Regions from separate parts of the Homo sapiens genome. Here all the other regions are linked to region 4. The links are chromatin contacts, found by Hi-C or POLR2A ChIA-PET in ENCODE. All regions are on one chromosome and are shown on one strand. Each heading gives the region's core, a stretch centred on a gene start or an enhancer-like site at or near the end of the contact. The rest is flanking DNA. Distances are from core to core; before and after follow the strand shown. Region 1 holds the start of CHRM4 (cholinergic receptor muscarinic 4). Region 2 holds the start of NUP160 (nucleoporin 160). Region 3 overlaps AMBRA1 (autophagy and beclin 1 regulator 1). Region 4 holds the start of DDB2 (damage specific DNA binding protein 2). Region 5 has its middle 31 kb from the start of NUP160. Region 6 overlaps PTPRJ (protein tyrosine phosphatase receptor type J). Region 7 holds the start of DGKZ (diacylglycerol kinase zeta).

Region 1 (2,700 bases), core at 44-2,543, 820 kb before region 4:
CAGTGCACCCACAAGGCGGAGGCCCGGACAGAGCTCGGGTCAGGCGAGTGCAAGACTCTTGTCCTCCTTCTCTCCTCACCCTGCACCCTACCCCAGAGGCACTGTCTAGCCCCTGTGACCAAAGTGGGGACCCAGTTTCTCACGCTAGGGTCGGGCGGGCCTCGAGGGCCGTGTTTTCCTAGGCCATCTGGAGGCTCCTCCATGTCTCCGCCGTGGTCGAAGGAGCCCTGGCTCTCGGGTGCCCCGCCCTCCCTCCAAGCCCCTAGCACGCAGTTCCTGCAGCCTCTGGGCGTGGGCACTGTGTTTCCCGAGTCCTCGACACCCCTCTTCCCCGGGCGAGACCGGAGGGGGTGCTCCGCACGCCCGTGGGGTGGTTTGGGGTGTAGGTCTTCGGTTCTTGGGCATTCACTCCATGGCTCTGGGAAGGCTGTGGCCCCTGGATCTGTCCCTGGGGCGGGAGAGGAGACTCCAGAGTCCAAGGGAGGGAGAGGCGAAGATTTGGCACCGACATTGTGCCCAACACTTCCGTTGCGGGGCCGGAGGAGGGGGCCTGGAGCTGGAGGACCCCGGCTTGGAGGCTGGGCAGCAAAGGGGGGTAGTACCGGAGCGGGGGAGGGGTGTCGGGGAGGGCAGGGGTGTTTTCCGTCGGGGCTCAAGGTCGTAGATGGAGGACTCCAGGGGCCGGAGTGGGCTGGCAGCGCGGGGGCAAAGGGGTGGAGGGAGAGGGAGGGCGGGGAGACGGCGGGAAAAGGGCTCTTTGGGGCTTCAGCGCCCGGCGCCCTGCTGAGCCGCCAGTGGGAGGGCTGGAGTACAGGGTCCCACCCCCGACGGCTGCCCCTGGCTCCGTGGGGTCTGTGGGCGGGCAATCCCCCGCCCCCGACATCCTGGATGCCCACCCCTTCCCACGGGCGCACCCGGGCGCACCTGGAGAAGCCTCCGAGAGCCCCCGGCCTTGCTTCCAGCGGGGTCCCCCAGCCCCGGCCCACTGCCGCTCCCGGCCCGCGCTCGCCCCGGAGGGGGTCTGGCGCCCTGTCCCAGTCGAACCCACCTCTGGGGAGCCTCAGAGCGTCCCGGGGACCTGCTTCCTGCTCTTCCCGGCGAGCCCCCCGCCCCCGCGCCGCCGCGGAGCCACTTACCCGCCGCCTCTGCCCAGCTCCCCTCGCGCCAGACAGACGGCGGGACGGACGCGCGGCCCCGCGGGCCGGCGGGGCGGGCGGCCGGGCCGAGGGCCGGGGGCGGGGACGGGGTGTCGAGGGGCGGCCCCTGCTCCGCCCGCAGCTCCCGGCGCTGTGGCTCCGACTCGCGCTCACGCTCGCACTTTTCCCCGAGCCGCGTGATGTCACGAGGAAGCAGCCAATCGTGGCGGGGCCGCGCCGCCCGCCCCGGGCCGGTCACCCGGCGGCGACGCGCGGGGGTCAACACCCGAGGCGTCGGAGACCCCGGCGGTCCGCGCCCCTCTCGGGGGCTGGCCGGCAGCTCCCTGCTTGGGCACAGAGGGCGCCGCCCACGGCCAGCGACGCAGGGGAGCAGGGGGCGCTGCCCTCCGGGGGGTGGGGGTGTCCGCGTTGTCATGGGGACGCGGCGCCCCCTCGCGGGCTGGGGAAGGAGCTGGCAGCTGGGTCCGGCCGCGCTCCCGCCTCCGCCCTGACCATACTCCCGGGACCCTGAGCTATTTTCGCGCCTCTCCGGGACCTCAGCGCCCTGCGTGGCCCCGCTGGCGGTTTGGCCGCGAGGCGCGGGAGTCTGACCCCAGCGGGAGGCTGCGGGTGGGTGGGGCGGGCTGCGCCGCCAGGGATCCGTCGGGGTCGAGGGCCGGGAGCTCCAGCCGCGCCGCTGCGTGCCGGCCGGGCCGCCCGCGAGGAGGGGCGCCGTCGGGGCCTGGGGAAGCGCAGGAGCGGGTGGACTGGAGAGGTTCGGCCGGGGAGAGAAGAGCCCACCGCGGACCACTCGCCCGCACCCGCTCGGCTGCCTGCTCAGCGTTCCGGGCCGGGGAAGGGGCGCGCCCCTGCTCTCCCAGCCCTGGGATGGGACGCGCCGCCAGTCCAGGCGCAGCCTGGACCGCCAGTTCACCGCCGCCTGTGAGGGACAGTCGGTTGCCCAAGGTCGCCGGGGCCGGAGCCCGGGACAAGATCCCGGAGAGCGGGCAGCCAATCTCAGAGGTCGCTGGGAACCGCACGGGCCGTAGCCTCAGGACTCCGGGCCTCGCCCAGGCTGGGCGGACCTTGGGGCGGCTTCAGCACCTCGGAGAGCTCCCCGCGCCCTGGCCCAGCAGCCTCGCCTGCCTGATTCCGCTCCAGCGCTTGTCTCCCTCCGAGAGCGCCCTTCCGGGGGACCGCCGGGGTCGGACGCTCCCCACTGCGCCCAGGACCGAGGCCTGTAACCCCAAATTCTGATCGCAAACATTTGATTAAGCTTAAGACGTCTGATTTCTTCTCTCGGGGAAACAACTCAAGACCCTCCCCCGAGGGCCGGAGGTGGTGAGGGCGATTGCGGGGGCGGCGGTGGAGGAGAGGCAGGAGCCTCTTGGCAGAGAATGGGAGGGAACTCGAGTAGAAGCCAGCGCTGCGGGGCTCTTGGTGTGGGGTTCTCCGCGCGGAACCCGGAAGTGGAGTTCGGGTCCCCAGAGCTCGCGAGCGCGACGGCTGGGGTTGGTCGGAATTGGGAACTTCAGGGCTGGGGTTGGTTGGCTAGAGTAGGAAG
Region 2 (2,700 bases), core at 77-2,576, 630 kb after region 4:
TCCAAAAATCCTTAAAAATGGCCTAAGGGTCCCTCATGGTCCGAGTCCTGCCTACCTCTCCAGCCTCAGTATCTCACATCACTTTCTGTTTTACCCACTGCACTTAAGCCACACAGATCTTTGGTCAGTTCCAAACCCGCCACATTCTTTCCACTTCATGACCTTTGCATATGGTGATCCTACTTGCTGGACTCCTCTCTGTCCACTCCCCATGCCTGGCTAACCTCGTGTCCTTTAGATCTCAGGGTAACTGTGAATTCCTTAAAGCCTTTCCCTGCCCCACTAATTATATTTGGTCCTCTTATTAGCCTCTCATAACCCGTATATTTTTCCTCTAGGGCAAGTTTTCCTCCAAAAAATTTCCCCATGAAAAGTGGGTCTACATCTATTCTGACATTGCTACAACGTCTTGCATGATGAAAATTGCAGTTTTGTTCATTTCGTCCTGGTACCTAGCACAATGCCTGACATATTGAAGCTCGAACGTATTTGTACAATGAAGGAAGCTGTAAAGCACTATAAAAACATAACGGGTTCATGTTTAAAATTGGTCTTATGGGCTTTATTCCCCTAAGCTACATTTCCTCTGCTTCTGGTGTTGCTTGGTGTATGTGTGTGTGGGGGTGGGGGGGGGGAGGGGGAGAGGTATCTCTTCTAGAACTCTGTGTCTCAGTTTTCCCGATTCTGATACGAACTGAAAAAACAATCTTTCTCTTTCCCTAAGTGTCAATTACCGCTTCTAGAATAGCACTTTGGGTACAGCGACGAAAATTTATACACCAAACCCTACCTTCCAGGGGAGTTTGGCGAACCACAACACTTACCAATGAATGAACCTGTTTCTGGTTACGGAGAACAACTTGCCACTCTCCACGTAGTAAAAGCCTCCCGCGCTTTCACTGTATTTTACGGCGCCAGCCACGGCATTTGCAGTCCCTGCAAAATGAACGTGGTCAGCCTGCACACGCGTCTTCTGAGAAATGACAGGGACTAAGGGAGCTGACAAAGCAGAGAGTGACAGACTGACAACCCATACAAAGAAAAGAGGAAAACGTCGGACATCAAGGAATCTCTGATCCCGGGGCTAGAGGCATGTGGACTCAGGAGGATGAAACAGGGCGTCAGGGACCCTGGGACCCATGAGAGGAGCCCGAGGGGACAGATGGGATCGCACCCTCCCTGGCCATTTCCGTACCAATGCTGCAGACTGTGAATTCCCGAAAGTGCCTCGGCCTTTCGCGCTCAGCTCCGCTTAGCTCCACGAAGCTCCGTTCCAGGGCTCCCGCCGCCGCCATCTTCCCGCCGTCGCCGCGACGCCCAACGGAACAAAGGCAGGGCCGCGCGGTCGCCGTCACTTCCGGGGGTGGGGCGGGCGGAGCTGCGGACAGGTGAAGCATTCCGGGAGCAGAAAGGCGGCTCCGGCCCTTCGTTGCGAGGCTTCCACCGGGAGAATGAGGGTGGGCAGCGAGGAATCCAGAAGAGAAGGGGGCAGGGGAGGCAGACTCTATCTGCGGGAACCTTCCAGTGGCCGGCTGGAACGCCTCCGGAGGGCGGTGCTCTTTTCTCAGCGGCCGCAGGGCAGGGGGCGGGGCCGGGTTTGTTTCTGTTTCTAAAACGCGGGGCTCAGTCGACCAGGAGGGGCGAGGTCCGGGGAGTCCCGGCCTTTCGGCGTCCTCTGCCGGATCCCGGGTTTATGGTCACCTCTCCCTCGGTTAGGGTGTCCGTCTGTAAATCTTTGGCGATCCTCCCTTCGCTCTTCAGTGGCGACACTTGGGATGGCGGGGTGAGGAAGGGGTAGTGAGGGAAAGGCCTTTGGTTTTGGTCTTTCCCCTCCCCAAGAGACTGTATTCGTGTATTCCTGTATAATGAAACGTAATGTGGTAAACCTTGGTGCTGCCACTTGCTGAGGTTACCTGAGTGCTACTCACTTGGATACGTGAAAGGAATTTGCCATTCCTTCCACCCGTGATCTTGCACTTGGCTGTCAATGCAGTAAGGGCCCATAGTGGGTGTTTAGAAGATATTGTGGGAGTAGATGTTCAAAATCGAGGAAAATGCTAATCTCCAGCGGGGAAGGTTTTGTTCCTTAGTGATAGCCAATAGAAGTTAAAGCACTTCTATTACCAGTGACCACAACCATTCCCTGTCATTCTCCGTTTCATTTATCTGGTTCCGACCATCATTTTCTATCTTTCCACTTCACTCCCTCTGGGACACCAACTTTGGCAGTGCAGTCCCCTCATTCTACCTGGAATCCATTGTTCTACAAAATCTTCACTGTCCCACACTTCTTTGGTGTTTCTTTCTTATCCTGAATACCATTAAATTACTTCATTGCCTAACTCTTCATCGGTAAAAACTACAACTTCGACTACATTCAAATCTGTAGCTGAACATGACTGGAGAAAACTATACACCCGGGTCGGGCGTGGCTCCCAGCATTTTGGGAGGCCAAGGCGTGAGGATCACTTGAGGTCAGGAGTCCGAGACCAGCCTGGCCAACATGGTGAAACCCGGTCTCTACCAAAAATAGAAAAATTAGCCGGGCGCGGTGGCTCACGCCTGTAATCCCAGCGCTCTGGGAGGCAGAGGTGGGTGGATCACGAGGTAAGGAGTTTCAGACCAACCTGGCCAACATGGTGAAACCCTGTCTCTATTAAAGATACAAAAAATTAGCCGGGCATGGTGGTGCACGCCTGT
Region 3 (2,700 bases), core at 86-2,585, 710 kb before region 4:
GAGATGAATGGCAGGAGAGGAAGCCTGCCCAGGAAGATGGTCATTCATCTAGATCACAAAAGAACAGAAAATTTAACCTGATGCTGACCAACCTCCAAAGCCACCCTCCCAAGAGATAAATCTCAATGGTCTTGCTCCACAGCAAGCTCTTGGAAAGGCTCAAAAATGGTGGTACATCATTTTCAAAGGTTTTTAAATCAGCAGGACAATAAAACTCAGACACTAAATATGCTTGCTCCTGTCCTCTAACCTTAGACATATCTGATTTGGTCAAATGGAAGAGAACCACAAAAGATGGGCTCTGAGTAATGGCTCCCTTGGTTTTCTGAGAACACTATACAACTGGATGTGACAAGCCCAAAAATGGCAAAATGATCTATGACTTAGCAAACAGAGGGAGAGGTCATCAAAGTGAGGTAGCAAAGGCAAGAGCATGAAGTGCTGAGAAGGTGAGGATACCAAACAAAGGAACAACTGTCTTAATGGTAACCTAATTGTTAGGAGGATTACTCGCCATATCTACCTTACATGTCTCTCTGTACCTGAAAAAAATATAAATCGTGACTGCACATGCCTCTGACTTTCCTTCTAGTTACCAAAGCTAAGGCAAAAGATTGGGGCAGAAAAATTAAAATGTGCTGGTACATTCCTTCTTTGTTATTCTCCCTCCTCACAGAGCACGTGGACACTCAGAGGACAGGAGCAACCACAAGCAGCATTCAGTTTACTGTAGAGGGAGGTGGGCAGGGAAGGAGACAGAGAAAGAATAAACAGTCAGTTTCAACCAGCCAGTAACATCCTTTACTAGAAGACCTGGACTACTAATGTTGAGGTGACTAATCCACAGCTGCTATTAAAAACAAGATTCTAGTCTACATCAGCCCAAAAAGAAAGGCAAACACCCCAGAAGGGACTTTCCAAGGAGTATGAGAGAAATCAGTCCATTGTTACTAACCAGGGAGCAATATAAGACCCCCTGAGAAAAAACAGTAAGTCAGTGCATGAAAGGTGAAGAAGGAAATGTAAATTCAGGTCATGCTAAAGCCAGGGGAGGGGGTGGGGGAGAGCGCACAGGTGGGCTGGGGGGAGCATAAGGAGGAGGCAGTCTGACACAGGAAAATCGAGGGGGAAGGAAGGGGAGAGAGAGAGGAGGTGGTAGCAGGAGAAAGGGAAGGTAAGACAAGAACAGAACATTTTAAACTAACCCAGAACTCCCTTGTGAAGGACAAGTCACGAGGCAAGATACAGCTTGAAGGCATGAGCCCCACATTTCACCACTGCAAAAAGATAACGCAGTCTCCCAGGCGTGCATGGAAAGAGGGCTAGGCAATCCACAACACTGACTCCCAGGGCTCCACAGCATTAGTGAGAGAAAGTCACCCAGGCTTTTCAGCAGCACTAAGTGCCAGCAGCCTTGGCATGTATGTTTCAACTGCTTCCCTGAATAGACCCTGGTGCTGGAAAAACCGTATCTACAGGAGAACATATTTCACTGTAAGTATCTGCCTGGCTAAGGGAACAAACACTCCATTTCCTTCACTGCTGATATACGCATCCACCTCACCCTAGAGTGGACAGAAGGGAGAAGGAACAAGCTGACAGTCAGAAGGTAGCTCTGCTCTTCTCCTGCAGTTGACAAGAGAGAACCATGACCTCTGCTCCATTTGCCACACCACTGCTACTTCAGGCCATCCCTGCATTTCTTTCACATTTACATCTTTCTCAGACAAATAAACCTCCCACTTAGTTTTCCTTTTGCTTCTAAGAGCACAAATGCTAGTAGTGTGTTTAATGACAGCATCAGGAAGGCAAATTGGTACAAAGGTTGTTCTCACTTTCCTAGTCCTTTCTGGCAAAGAGATTTCTTAAACACACTAAAAAGCTTTGTTGCAAGATGACTTGTGAGGAACTAGCCATTCAGTTAAGGAAGAAAGCTGAGGGGGAGATGAGAACTCTTAAGGCCCCAGACCTGACCCGGCTATGTCAAGATGGAAGGTGGGGAGGAAATGACTGACAGGCTGTCCTCTTTCACAAATGCCAGTGAAGAAGGAGGAAGAAATAATGCTTAACCGCCCTTCTCTCTCTCTTGCTTTTATGTTTGACAATACCAAAATATAAGGAATCAAAATGAGCCAAATGTTCAATTTGATACAGGCCATAAAAGCTCAGTTTCAGGATGGAAAGAAACACAATGAATGGCTAGAAAGGTCAGAAGCAGCAGATGAGAGAATGCAAAACCCAGCAATAAGATTGGCTAGCTTAGGCTGGGCGTGGTTGCTCACACCTATTATCCCAGCACTTTGGGAGGCCAAGGCAGGCGGATCACAAGGTCAAGAGATGGAGACCATCCTGGCTAACAAAGTGAAACCCCATCTCTACTAAAAATACAAAAAAAAAAAAAAAAAATTAGCCGGGCGTGGTGGCAGGCGCCTGTAGTCCCAGCTACTCCGGAGGCTGAGGCAAGAGAATGGCATGAACCTGGGAGGCGGAGCTTGCAGTGAGCCGAGATTGTGCCACTGCACTGCAGCCTAGGCAACACAGCAAGACTCCGTCTCAAAAAAAAAAAAAAAAAAAAAGGCTTGGCACGGTGGGTCACGCCTGTAATCCCAGCACTTTGGGAGGCCAAGGCGGGCAGATCACGAGGTCAGGAGATCAAGACCACCCTGGCTAACATGGTGAAACCCCATCTCTACTAAAAAT
Region 4 (2,700 bases), core at 13-2,512:
AGGCTGAGGTGGGAGGATCGATGTCCAGGAAGTCCAGCCTGCATTGAGCCCACATCCTGCCACTGCACTCCAGCCTGGGTGACAGAGAGAGGCCCTGTCTCAAAAAAAAAAAAAAAAAAAAGAAAGAGAGAAAGAAAGAAAGAAAAAATAAAAACAGCCAACGACCAAACAAATAAAAGAGCAGTGAGAACCAGACACGGTGGCTCATGCCTGTAATCCCAGCACTTTGGGAGGCAGAGGCAGGAGGATCACTTGAGCCCAGGAGGTCCAGACCAACGTGGGAAACATAGCAAGACCTTGTCTCTACAAAAATAAAAATAAAAAAATTAGGCTTGGGGATACAGGTCTGCAAGCCTACTTGGGAGGCTGAGGTGGGAGGATCAGTGAAACTTGAGGTCAAGGCTGCAGTGAGCTGTGATTACATCACTGCACTCCAGCCTGGGTAACGGAAGAGAGACACTGCCTCTAGGAAAAAAAAAAAAAAAAAAAAAAAAAGGCAAGGAGTTCCAATCATTCTCCCTTCACAGAGAAGCAGCTTGGATTCGATGGGACTGTAGTTTCTGGAATCCGACTGCAAAGCTGACCGCTGGTAGAGCCCAGCTTCTAACTTAGGAAAGGCACTAGCTCTCTACAAAGCCGCCACTCCCCAACTACACCCTGTAGGGACCAGCCAATCCCAAAGCCCGAGCGGGCGTCATCACCAATTGCAAGGCGGGAGACAGAGCCTTGGCTGGCACCGGGCCTCCTCCCCGGACCCGCAGAGGCCTGGCAGCGCCGCGTTTGAGGAGGGTTCGTGTCAGGAAGTCAAGGCTGGATGATCGCTTAAGCCCAGGAGTTAAAGACCGGCCCGGACAACAAAGCGAGACCCCGTCTCTCCAGAAAAAGAAAAAAAGAGAGAGAGAGAGAGAAATTAGCCGGGCGTGGTGGCGTACGCTTGTAGTCCCATCTACTTAGGAGGCTGAGGTGGGAGGATCGCTTGAGCCCAGGAGGTGGAGGCTGCACTGAGCTATGATCGCCCCACTGCCCTCCAGAGTGAGCGACAGAGCCAGACCCTGTTGCTAAAAAAAAAAAAAAAATCCATAAAGCCGGGGACCATCTTTGCTCCAGGGAGGTCAGCTGACCCGGGCTGGCACTGGCCCTGGCGCAGTTCCCGCCCCTCCCGGGAGCGCTGGCACCGCCCCTTGGCACCACCCCCTCCCCGCGCCCCCGCCTTCCAGGAAGGGGCGGGGTCTCCGAGACGGGTGGGGCCGGAGCTCCAAGCTGGTTTGAACAAGCCCTGGGCATGTTTGGCGGGAAGTTGGCTTAGCTCGGCTACCTGTGGCCCCGCAGTTTTGTAGTCCCCGCCTTGTTTCTCCCCAGAGGCCTCTCAATCCTCCCTCCATGATCTTCGCATAGAGCACAGTACCCCTTCACACGGAGGACGCGATGGCTCCCAAGAAACGCCCAGAAACCCAGAAGACCTCCGAGATTGTATTACGCCCCAGGAACAAGAGGAGCAGGAGTCCCCTGGAGCTGGAGCCCGAGGCCAAGAAGCTCTGTGCGAAGGGCTCCGGTACTGCCTGTGCCTGCTGCTTGAATATTTCCGCCTTTTAGGGTGCTCGCGCAGGAGGCTGCAGCGGGGGATGGGTGCTCCGAGGCTCCCGAGGCCCGCGCAGGTCACGGGTGCCTCCGGCTGTGCATTCTACCTGCAGGTCCTTTGACACCAGAGTGTTTAGGTTTCAACACCTCTCCCGCTAGGTAACAGGAAGCAGATGAGCTCCGTAACAACAGACACACGGACTTGTCAGATTCCTTGTTCGTATCAGGGTTCTTGCACAGTTAGGACGGCTTCAGAGAATCCTACCTTTCCTGGCGCTGTGTGTGCTGGATTTCATAGTCACGCTTGTTAGCTGCACGTCCTCGGTGGTCAGTTGTGAGAGCCCCCAATTCCTTCCTCCTTAGAAAGCTCATTCTCTGAGGTTTACTGGGGCTTGAACCTGGGGCTATAAGGAGTTTCGAGACACTCAAAAACGAGCTGGGGCTTGTTAATCAAGTGGTTTTTGTCCATGAGAAGAAAGAATTGGTTGTCAAGACGTCGGACCTATAGTGATTGGGTCCTCAAATACAGTTTGGTGATCAGGAGTTGTTGCTTTATTGCTATTCTAATTTCACTTACCTCCCCAGAAGTAACCTAGTTAAGAGCATTTCCAGGCCTTCCTATTCCTTCTTTTCCTAAACGGTGACTTCTGCCATGCTGCCCTAAAATCTTTTTATTGTGCATTATATGTGATTTATAAAATTGTGACCCAGTCCCATCTCGAGTTTTGCAGCCCAAACTGGGAAGAGTTCTGCATTGTACTTTATCCTTGTGTGTTTCTTTGGCTGGGGTCTCAGGAACCCTGCACGACTGTATTTACTTTCACTTCAGACTTACTGTTTGTGGGAGTGTTTTGGGGAAGGGGCCAAATCCTCACTCATTTTTTTATTTCTGGTGCTCGTTGAGACCACACAGACATGGAAAGGCCGCAGGAGGTGATGAGACAGAGATTAACCGTGCCGAATGAAACAAGGCTTCCTTTCGGGGAATTCAGCAGAAAAACCTTTCGTGAGATTGGAGAGGAAAATATGTCTGTTCTGCTTGGCAGGTCCTAGCAGAAGATGTGACTCAGACTGCCTCTGGGTGGGGCTGGCTGGCCCACAGATCCTGCCACCATGCCGCAG
Region 5 (2,700 bases), core at 156-2,655, 660 kb after region 4:
TCCCAAGATTGGAACAGGCAGAAAAAGGAATGGGTGGTAAGGAAGAAAGATGACTTGAGAAACTTGTCTGTGCTGAAGAGCAGAGAAATATTATTATTATTATTTTTAGAGAAAGGGTCCCACTCTGTTGCCCAGGCTGGAGTGCAGTGGCGTGATCATAGCTCACTGCAACCTTGAACTCCTGGACTCAAGACTCAAGTGATCCTCCTGCCCCAGCCTCCTGAGTAGCTAGGACTATAGGCATGCACAATCATGTCTGGCTAATTTTTTTTTTTAAGTGAAAGCAAATTTATTAGAGAAGTAAATAAACGAGCAGGGCATGGTGGCTCATGCCTGTAATCCCAGCACTTTGGGAGGCTGAGACAGGTGGATCACCTAAGGTCAGGAGTTCAAAACCAGCCTGGCCATCATGGTGAAACCCCATCTCTACTAAAAAATAGAAAAATAGAAAAATTAGCTGGGAGTGGTGGTGGGTGCCTATAATCCCAGCTACTTGGGAGGCTGAGGAAGGAGAATTGCTTGAACCCAGGAGGTGGAGGTTGCAGTGAGTTGAGATCGTACCACTGCACTCCAGCCTGGGTGACAGAGTGAGACTCCATCTCAAGAAAAAAACAAAGTAAATAAACAAAAGAATGGCTACTCCATAAGCAAAGGAGCCTAATTTTTTTTTTTAATCTATTTTTTTTTTTTTGTAGAGACAGGGTCTCTCTATGTTTCCCAGGCTGGTCTCAAATAATCCTCCTGCCTCAGCCTCCCGAAGAGCTGGGATTACAGGTGTGAGCCACAGTGCCCAGCCAAGAAATATTGTTTATTGAAGGTTTGCTATGCTCTCACTTTGTGTGAAGTGCCAAGGTTAGAGCAGAGAACCGACAGAAGTGGTTCCTGACCTCATGGAGCTGACAGTCCAGCAGAGGAGAGACAGGTTTGACAAACAATGATTCAGCTCCACTTTCGATGAGTTCTCTGAGAGAGTGGTGGAGGGTGAAGGGAGTGTGTTATAGTAAGACAACACCGAAAGAGGGGAAGGGAGGAGGGATCAGAGGGGGCGTCTTGGAGGAAGTGACACTTGACGGATTACGATTTGGTGTCCCCTGTGCCTCCACCTTCAGGGAGCAATGCCCTGGTTCTGGTGACATGGGCACTCAGGGTCCCCATGGCAGTTCCTTCTCATTGAGTGTCACCTCCGTCATTTGGCTTCAAGAACTGGAATATGCAAATGGCAGTCAGTTATGTGTGATCAAATGACACTGGCTACATGCTCAAGAACGAATTTAGCATCTACCACCAGCGTTCCCACAGTACTCCCAAATAACTTCTGTATCCTCCCCACCTCCAGACACACATGTATACACACACACAACCTCACACACATTCTCAAACCAGCCTGTCAGTCTACCTCACTCTCCTCTTCAGTTTCAGCTTCCACTGGTCTAGGTCCCTGGCCCATGAAGCCAGCTGATGGAGCCTCATGGTGGCCAAAGTTGAAGGGACTCAATGTGGGGACACCGAAGTGTGTGCCCAGGCCATCTCTCCAGCCTTCTAAAACCACCTGCCTTGGGGAGAGGAAGTGGGGAGAATGTCATCTGCTCTGTTTGTACTCCAGAGCAGCTCTGCTTGTGCCCCCACAAAGTCTCTCATCCAAGTTTTCTGTCAACTTTCTGTTCACAGAGTTTCACTTCCAGTTCAAGGGCTAGATGGGGAGTTGACATATGACCTTGGGCAAATTACTTACCTTCCTTGTGTTGCAATTTTCTCATCTGTAAATGAGGATAACAAAAGTACCTACTTCAGTTTAAGTGAAAAAAATTCATGTAAGTGTTTAACATAGTGACTAGCACATATTAGGTGCCCAGTAAATGTTAGCTCTTATTATTACTTTCATCATTATGATTATTTACTGGAGAATTTGGCTACATTAAATGTCTGAGCTCCAGCTCAGCTAGCCAAAGTCTACAGTTCAAAGTCTACTGTTATAACTGTAATCCCAGCACTTTGGGAGGCTGAGGCAGGTGGATCACTTGAGGTCAGGAGTTCAAGACCAGCCTGGCCAACATGGTGAAACCCTGTCTCTACTAAAAATACAAAAATTAGCCAAGTGTGATGGTGCACACCTGTAATCCCAGCTATAAGGGAGGCTGAGGCATGAGAATAGCTGGAACCCAGGAGGCAGAGGTTGCAGTGAGCCAAGATTGTGCCACCACTCTACTCCAGCCTGGGTGACACAGCAAGAGTCTGTCTCAAAAAACAAAACAAAACAAACAAACAAACAAACAAAAAAACAAAGTCTACTGTTAAATAAATTGGCATTCCAGTTTCATCCAATCGGGTTTATGAGCTTAGCTAATGTGTGTCTGCCCCTAAGAGCTAAAGCTGCCCTGGGGCCTCCCAGTCTCTTCCTTAGCCAGGCAGTGTGGTTCTGAGTACCAGAAAGCTCCTGAGGAAAACCCTCTGCCAAAATGGAACACCAAGGGAAAAGGATAAAAGCAACAATTTTGGACCAGGCTGGCATGAACTGTGATCCCAGTCTGCCATACTTATTTTTTTATTCTAAAATAACAGAGATAACATACACAATGGGCTTTCTAACTTGCCACTTTTCCCTTATCTTTTTTCCCTTTGTGAACCTAAAACATCATGTTCTTTCATGCAGTCTTTCAAAAAGAAGGAAAGAAAAAAAAAAGAAAACAACAACAACAAAAA
Region 6 (2,700 bases), core at 45-2,544, 790 kb after region 4:
GGCTTGCTTCTTTCCCGTAAATTGAGGTGTGTTATTCCACTGCTTAAAAGCCTACATGGCTTCATATCGCTGTTAGTATAAACCCAAACAGTGGTCTGCAAGACTCTGAACCTTAGATCAGGATGATCAGACCCCTCCCTCCCCTCCACCCTCCGACCTCATCCTGGCTACCCACTCCCTGTTCACAGACTACAGTCACCTGGCTCTAGTACAACAGACACTTGAACCTACCCCGCCCCTCTCCCTCAGGGCCTGGTACTATCCTCCTCGCTCCTTCTTATCACTCAGGCCCCTCTATCCCATCATCCTCCTTCATTTCCTCCCATCCTTATCACCTACTCATTTCTGTCTGTCTCCCCACCTCTTGGATTATGAGTTCAGGGGAGTGGGACCCCCTATGTCTGATTTCCTTATGTGTAGGACAGAGCGTGCCTCAAAAGCATGCTTGCTTGGTGAATGAATTGAAAGAACCACCCTGACATGGAGCTGGTATTATCCACAGGTTACAATGGACTGGACCTCCTCTTCCAGTCCCATATAATTTTTTTTTTTTTTTTTTTTTTTTAAATTTTGAGACAGAGTCTCACTCTGTCGCCCAGGCTCGAGTACAGTGGTGATCTTGGTTTACTGCAACCTCTGCCTCCCAGGTTCAAGCAATTCTCGGTCCTCAGCCTCCCCAGTAGTTGGGACTACAGGCATGTGCCATTACACCTAGCTAGTTTTTGTGTTTTCGTAGAAACAAGGTTTCACCATGTTTGCCAGGCTGGTCTTGAACTCCTGGACTTAAGTGATCTGCCTGCCTTGGCATCCCAAAGTGGTGAGATTACAGGCATGAGCCATTGTACCTGGCCCCATATCACTTCTTATTATCTCATAATATTCTTACCTTTTGCAGTGACAGCCCCAAAGTGTGTGTGTGTGTGTGTGTGTGTGTGTGTGTGTGTGTGTGTGTTTGGGGTGGGGATCATAATAATCCTGCAGGTGGGGTTTAGCTCTGGTGAAAAGAGCACAGATCCTTTGATTTGGGTTTGAATCCCAGCACTTCCTCTTACTAAGCTGTGTGATCTTGGGACATTACTAACCTCTGTGAGGTTCAGTTTTTCTTGGCTGCAAAATGTAAGCACAATACTAATAAGTAACTGACAGATGCTGTGCTTCTGCCAGACACTGTACCCAGTGCTTTGTGTGTATTGGCTGAGTGAATCCTCATGACACCCTAATGAGGTAGGTCTCTTCTCTTCTTGCTTTCATTTTACAGGAGAGGAAAATGAGATGCAGAGAAGCTAAGCAACCAGCCTGAGGCCACACAGCCAATCAGTTGAGAGTCAGAGTTCAAGCCTAGGCTGCTTGCTGCCAGAGTCAGAGTGTTAGGTAGGACTTTATGAAATCATGCCCACAGGCCCCGGAACAGGTAGTGGTGCAGACACTTGGTAAACCGTAGTTACCCCTCCCACTTTGACATTTACTCTCCTGGTGACATTTAAGTTTTCTGACTGTTTTGTTGTTCAAGTTGGTGACAAAAGTACCAATTTCCTGCCTGCTCACTTCCAAACACAGCTTCTGTTGATGAGAACTAAGGGAGTACAACTTTTCAGGCCGGGGGTGTGCATGGTGTTTTGGGCCTTGGTGCTCAGGAAGTGTGGGCACTCCCTTAAATTTTTTAAATGGGCAAATGAGTGCATTTTCCTATTTAAATTTTTTTTTTTTTTTTTTTGAGACAGAGTCTCGCTCTGTCACCCAGGCTGGAGTGCGGTGGCGCCATCTCAGCTCACTGCAACCTCTGCTTCCCGGGTTCAAGTGATTCTTGTGCCTCAGCCTCCCGAGTAGCTGGGATTACAGGAGGCTGCCGCCACACCTGGCTAGTTTTTGTGTTTTTAGTAGAGATGGGGTTTCACCATGTTGGCCAGGATGGTCTGGAACTCCTGACCTCAACTGATCTGCCCACCTCGGCCTCCCAAAATGCTGGGATTACAGGCATGAGCCACCATGCCTAGCCTCACTCCCTTAAATTTTTAAAATGGGTAAATGAGTGCATTTTCCCATTTGAAACATTTTCTGCTTCAAATCCTTATTGAGCACTTTGTGCTAGGCATTGTGACTATGATCAGTATAAAAACCCCAAGAAAACAAAAAAACAAAAACAGTAATTCACTGTCCTGTCACCCCCAACTCATCAATCCTTTGCTTTTCCATAACTGGTTACCTGGGTGCTTTTCTTCGTTGTGATTATTTTTTATTGGAAATGCAGATTTGTGACTGTGATGGGCCTGAGGTCAGGTCACCTTGCTGAGGCGAGTTTCCTGGGCGGCTTTGCCCTGTTTTGATAAACAGAAGAATGAGCAGCTGGAGCTGCATTTCAAGTGGCTGCTTTAGTTGAGGCAGGCAGGCCTCAGTGTTTATGTGACACCGAGCAGCTTCAAAATGAGCTTGGTCATTTAAAAAAATTTATTTTTTCCTAGTTAGGTAACAGTGGTATAACAACATTAAAAGAAATGTAGAAACTAGAGAAAGGAAAAAAAAAAGCCCTTTATCCCCCCCATCACAAAACTATTATAATTTCAAAATAGTTACAAGTACAATGTATTCCAAGTGGCTTCTTATTTAAGATAATTATATTCACAGAGCAGGGACCGTTTCAGGTCCTTTAATGCTGAAAGGCTAAATAAAGAGAACTTTTTATTTTTTCCATGTTAATACATG
Region 7 (2,700 bases), core at 7-2,506, 870 kb before region 4:
CGGCTGACTAAGGCTGGAAAACGGGCTGCCAGAACCCAAGAGGGGAGGATGAAAGCGAAGGTGACACAGGATGTGGCTTGGCAGAGAGGCGTGCACACAGAAGTAGTGGGCAGCTGGTGTGGGCAGCAGGGTGGTAGGGTTTGGGGAGGTGGAAGACCATGCTTCCCAGCTCCTGGCCTCCCTTCGTCAGCCCTGCGGGGGCCATCAGAAACAGCCCCGGTGTGTGTGATGGCTGTGCCCCTACAGGTGACTGCTTGGGTTCCAATTGCTCTCATTTCTGGAGGGGGACGGCCTCGGCTGCATTGTGGGGTGTCTTTGTGTGTGCATGTGAGGTATATTTCTGGATGGGAGTGTGTGCATATGCACACACATACATATGTGTGAGGGATGTGGCAACCGGTAACCATTGTCCTGGGAGTATTTGTATGTAGGAGAAAGGTGTGTGTTCTGTGTGGGCATGTGTGCTTGTGAATGGGAGTGTGGTACCTGTTGTCCTTCTGTGTATTTGTGAGTGTGTAAGGGCTGTGCAGGTGATTCCCGTAGCATATGAGATCTATAGGTTCTGTTGAATACTATGTCAGGAAAATGCGATGTGTTGGGCCTGGGTGAGAAGGTTGGAAACCATTGTGAATAGCTGTGGAAGGATGACTTTGTAGGAGAAACTTGTGAGTTCTTTGTTGGTGTGTGTGCGAGTCATTAAGTGACTTTGGTCACTGAGTGCGAGAGGCTGGGGTGGGAAGTGTTCGTTTAAGTAATGAGTGGGCATAATTGTGTAAGGGATGTGTTTGTTCTGCGTGCATGGGGAGCACTGTGTGACTTTTGTTCCCCTGGGTGCGATTTGGGGGAGCCAAGGAGGTATGGGTGGAGATTGTGAGTGGCTATGAGTAGGGTGTGCGAGAGCGGAGGGGAGGTGGTGACAGCAGCCCTCGCGAGTGTACACTTGTGAGCGTGCAGTTGTTTGGTAGCGGAGGGATCGGGGGAGGAAAGATGCGCGTCTGGATGCGCGCAGTGCGAGTGTGCCAGGCCGGGAGATTCAGTCCCATCCAGGCGGGCCGGGCCGGGCTGGGGGCAGGGCTTTCTGCTGCCCCGCCCATTCGTCGCCCCGCCCCTCGGACCGCCCCAGCGGGCTGCAGCGCAGCGGGCGTCCGGCAGAGGGCGCTGCGGGCCCGGTGCCACCGTGCGGCCGAGGGGGCGTGCTCGGCGGCGGGCAGGCAGCGGCCCGGCCAGCTATGCGGGGTCCTGCGGCCGCGGCTGGCGGCACTTCCTGGAGCGGCGGCGGCAGCGGCTTCCCGGGCACCTGGGCGTGGGGAGCGGGGGCGCGCGGCGCGGGGCGGGCGGAGCGAGCGCGCGCCATGGAGGTGGCGGGCGGCGCGGAGCGGGCGTGCTGAGCCCCGGCCGCCGGCCCGGCATGGGCGTCTCCCGCGGGCCCTCCGCCGGCCGGGGCTAGGGCCGGATGGAGCCGCGGGACGGTAGCCCCGAGGCCCGGAGCAGCGACTCCGAGTCGGCTTCCGCCTCGTCCAGCGGCTCCGAGCGCGACGCCGGTCCCGAGCCGGACAAGGCGCCGCGGCGACTCAACAAGCGGCGCTTCCCGGGGCTGCGGCTCTTCGGGCACAGGTGAGCGGGGCGGCGGCGGGGCAGGCACCGAGGCACCGGCAGGTTACCGCTCCCTCACCGGGGGACATTCCTCGGCCACTGGGGGTCCGGGCCACTTCGGTACTGACACTGAGTCGGGGAGAGGCTGGCACCGGCGGCACGAGCCGTCTTGGCGTGGGCACCCACTGGGAGTCATCCCCCAGGGCCGGGACACGGGCGGGATCGGTCGGCTTGGCACTGTCACCGGGTGGGGGTCATTCCCTGGCACCGGCAGTCTAGTGCGCCTCATGTGTAGTACCGTGGGAGGATCGGCTCCCAACCCTCCAGCAGGAAGATGGAATCACCCCAGCCCCCGGCACAAGCAGGTTGGGCCCCCAGGACTGGTCACCCACGCCTTCTTGGCACTGATAGAACAGGGCCTCTCTGAGCCTCCTGGCACCACTGAGGTGGGGATCACACCGCCCTTTGGACTTTCGTGGGACCAGGTTGCCTACCATCACTGCGTGGCATCTGCAGAACGTAGCCCCGTTGATACCGTCACCACACATGGCTTGTCCCCAAGCTCTGGTCACTGGTTTAATTGTTTAACATGTTAAGCTTCTCCTTGGGGTTGGGGGTGCCTGATCATCTGCCCTACCTTGCTCTTAATTAGCAGAGAGACCCCAGCCCATCCCTCTGCTAGGCAGGCAGCATGTCTCCCTCTACCCTCTTCCAGCCCATGCTGGGAAAGGGATGGGGTGGGCTGGAGTCTGGAATCTGCTGGCTGTTCAAGCTTCATCTTGCCCCCTCCCCCAGCACTCCAAATGTCACCATCTTGTGCCTGTGACAGAGCTTTGACCAGGACTCTAGCGGGGAACCGGGGGGAGAGTGTGGAAAGACTGAGTGCAGGCAGTTCATGGCAAGTGTGCTGCTCTTGGTCGTGAGCCGCTGCCTGCCCTGGTAGCCGTGGTGTAAGGTAAGGGACGTGAGGCCCCAGGAGTACCTGACCTGGCTCCCTGCGCTTCTTCCTGACCGAGCCTTGCCCTTCCCTGGTGGCCAAGGAGCTTGTAGCCAATCAGCCAAGGACCCCAGAGCCACCTCAGACTGAACTCTGACCACTTGGAGTCT

Evidence for each region. A loop is a pair of places that touch in the nucleus more often than their neighbours do. ChIA-PET counts read pairs that join two places held with the same protein, here RNA polymerase II (POLR2A). Pooled maps may share reads with other maps.
Region 1: a loop to region 4 is called in a pooled map, with 2.3 times the contacts of the local background. The contact joins the promoter of CHRM4 here to the promoter of DDB2 in region 4. A Hi-C loop is called at or near these places in 4 of 50 pooled maps. POLR2A ChIA-PET finds 5 or more read pairs at or near these places in 2 of 52 experiments (A673 and PC-9).
Region 2: a loop to region 4 is called in a pooled map, with 8 times the contacts of the local background. The contact joins the promoter of NUP160 here to the promoter of DDB2 in region 4. A Hi-C loop is called at or near these places in 1 of 168 maps with a recorded cell type or tissue (sciatic nerve), 6 of 37 single-sample maps with no recorded cell type and 9 of 50 pooled maps. POLR2A ChIA-PET finds 5 or more read pairs at or near these places in 5 of 52 experiments (B cell, CD4-positive, alpha-beta T cell, activated B cell and 2 more).
Region 3: POLR2A ChIA-PET joins it to region 4 with 13 read pairs in activated B cell. The contact joins the enhancer-like site here to the promoter of DDB2 in region 4. POLR2A ChIA-PET finds 5 or more read pairs at or near these places in 2 of 52 experiments (MCF 10A and activated B cell).
Region 5: a loop to region 4 is called in a pooled map, with 3 times the contacts of the local background. The contact joins the enhancer-like site here to the promoter of DDB2 in region 4. A Hi-C loop is called at or near these places in 1 of 50 pooled maps. POLR2A ChIA-PET finds 5 or more read pairs at or near these places in 4 of 52 experiments (OCI-LY7, activated B cell, activated CD4-positive, alpha-beta T cell and 1 more).
Region 6: a pooled map shows a loop between it and region 4 (10-fold over the local background). The contact joins the enhancer-like site here to the promoter of DDB2 in region 4. A Hi-C loop is called at or near these places in 1 of 37 single-sample maps with no recorded cell type and 8 of 50 pooled maps. POLR2A ChIA-PET finds 5 or more read pairs at or near these places in 2 of 52 experiments (CD8-positive, alpha-beta memory T cell and activated naive CD4-positive, alpha-beta T cell).
Region 7: a pooled map shows a loop between it and region 4 (7-fold over the local background). The contact joins the promoter of DGKZ here to the promoter of DDB2 in region 4. A Hi-C loop is called at or near these places in 1 of 37 single-sample maps with no recorded cell type and 6 of 50 pooled maps. POLR2A ChIA-PET finds 5 or more read pairs at or near these places in 3 of 52 experiments (activated T-cell and activated naive CD4-positive, alpha-beta T cell).

Annotation. Positions count from the first base shown.
Region 1 is chr11:46,390,483-46,393,182 of GRCh38, forward strand. CHRM4 (cholinergic receptor muscarinic 4) reads right to left here and starts at 1,294. Exons shown (of 2, transcript NM_000741.5): 1 at 1,049-1,294. RefSeq lists enhancers at 1-186, 187-790, 2,308-2,700 and silencers at 1,335-1,424, 1,605-1,654.
Region 2 is chr11:47,847,024-47,849,723 of GRCh38, forward strand. NUP160 (nucleoporin 160) reads right to left here and starts at 1,327. Exons shown (of 36, transcript NM_015231.3): 1 at 1,196-1,327; 2 at 825-936. The coding sequence starts at 1,295. RefSeq lists an enhancer at 1,265-1,824.
Region 3 is chr11:46,504,622-46,507,321 of GRCh38, forward strand. All of the region lies in intron 9 of AMBRA1 (autophagy and beclin 1 regulator 1), which reads right to left. Among named protein-coding and RNA genes, the nearest start is that of MIR3160-1, 54 kb to the left of the region's middle. Within about 2 kb of position 1,336, at least 3 of the 41 ENCODE cell types and tissues checked have a DNase peak (open chromatin) inside an H3K27ac peak, as active enhancers do.
Region 4 is chr11:47,213,712-47,216,411 of GRCh38, forward strand. DDB2 (damage specific DNA binding protein 2) reads left to right here and starts at 1,263. Exons shown (of 10, transcript NM_000107.3): 1 at 1,263-1,552; 2 at 2,625-2,700. The coding sequence starts at 1,426. RefSeq lists enhancers at 1-703, 704-1,539, 746-985, 827-2,026, 1,316-1,595 and a silencer at 1,056-1,265.
Region 5 is chr11:47,878,451-47,881,150 of GRCh38, forward strand. No RefSeq gene overlaps it. Among named protein-coding and RNA genes, the nearest start is that of NUP160, 31 kb to the left of the region's middle. RefSeq lists an enhancer at 866-1,035. Within about 2 kb of position 1,406, at least 2 of the 41 ENCODE cell types and tissues checked have a DNase peak (open chromatin) inside an H3K27ac peak, as active enhancers do.
Region 6 is chr11:48,000,442-48,003,141 of GRCh38, forward strand. All of the region lies in intron 1 of PTPRJ (protein tyrosine phosphatase receptor type J), which reads left to right. Among named protein-coding and RNA genes, the nearest start is that of PTPRJ, 21 kb to the left of the region's middle. Within about 2 kb of position 1,295, at least 14 of the 41 ENCODE cell types and tissues checked have a DNase peak (open chromatin) inside an H3K27ac peak, as active enhancers do.
Region 7 is chr11:46,346,207-46,348,906 of GRCh38, forward strand. It overlaps DGKZ (diacylglycerol kinase zeta), which reads left to right and starts at 1,257. Exons shown (of 31, transcript NM_001199267.2): 1 at 1,257-1,614. The coding sequence starts at 1,454. RefSeq lists enhancers at 1-59, 130-179, 2,083-2,700 and silencers at 964-1,443, 1,544-1,593, 1,556-1,769, 2,406-2,565.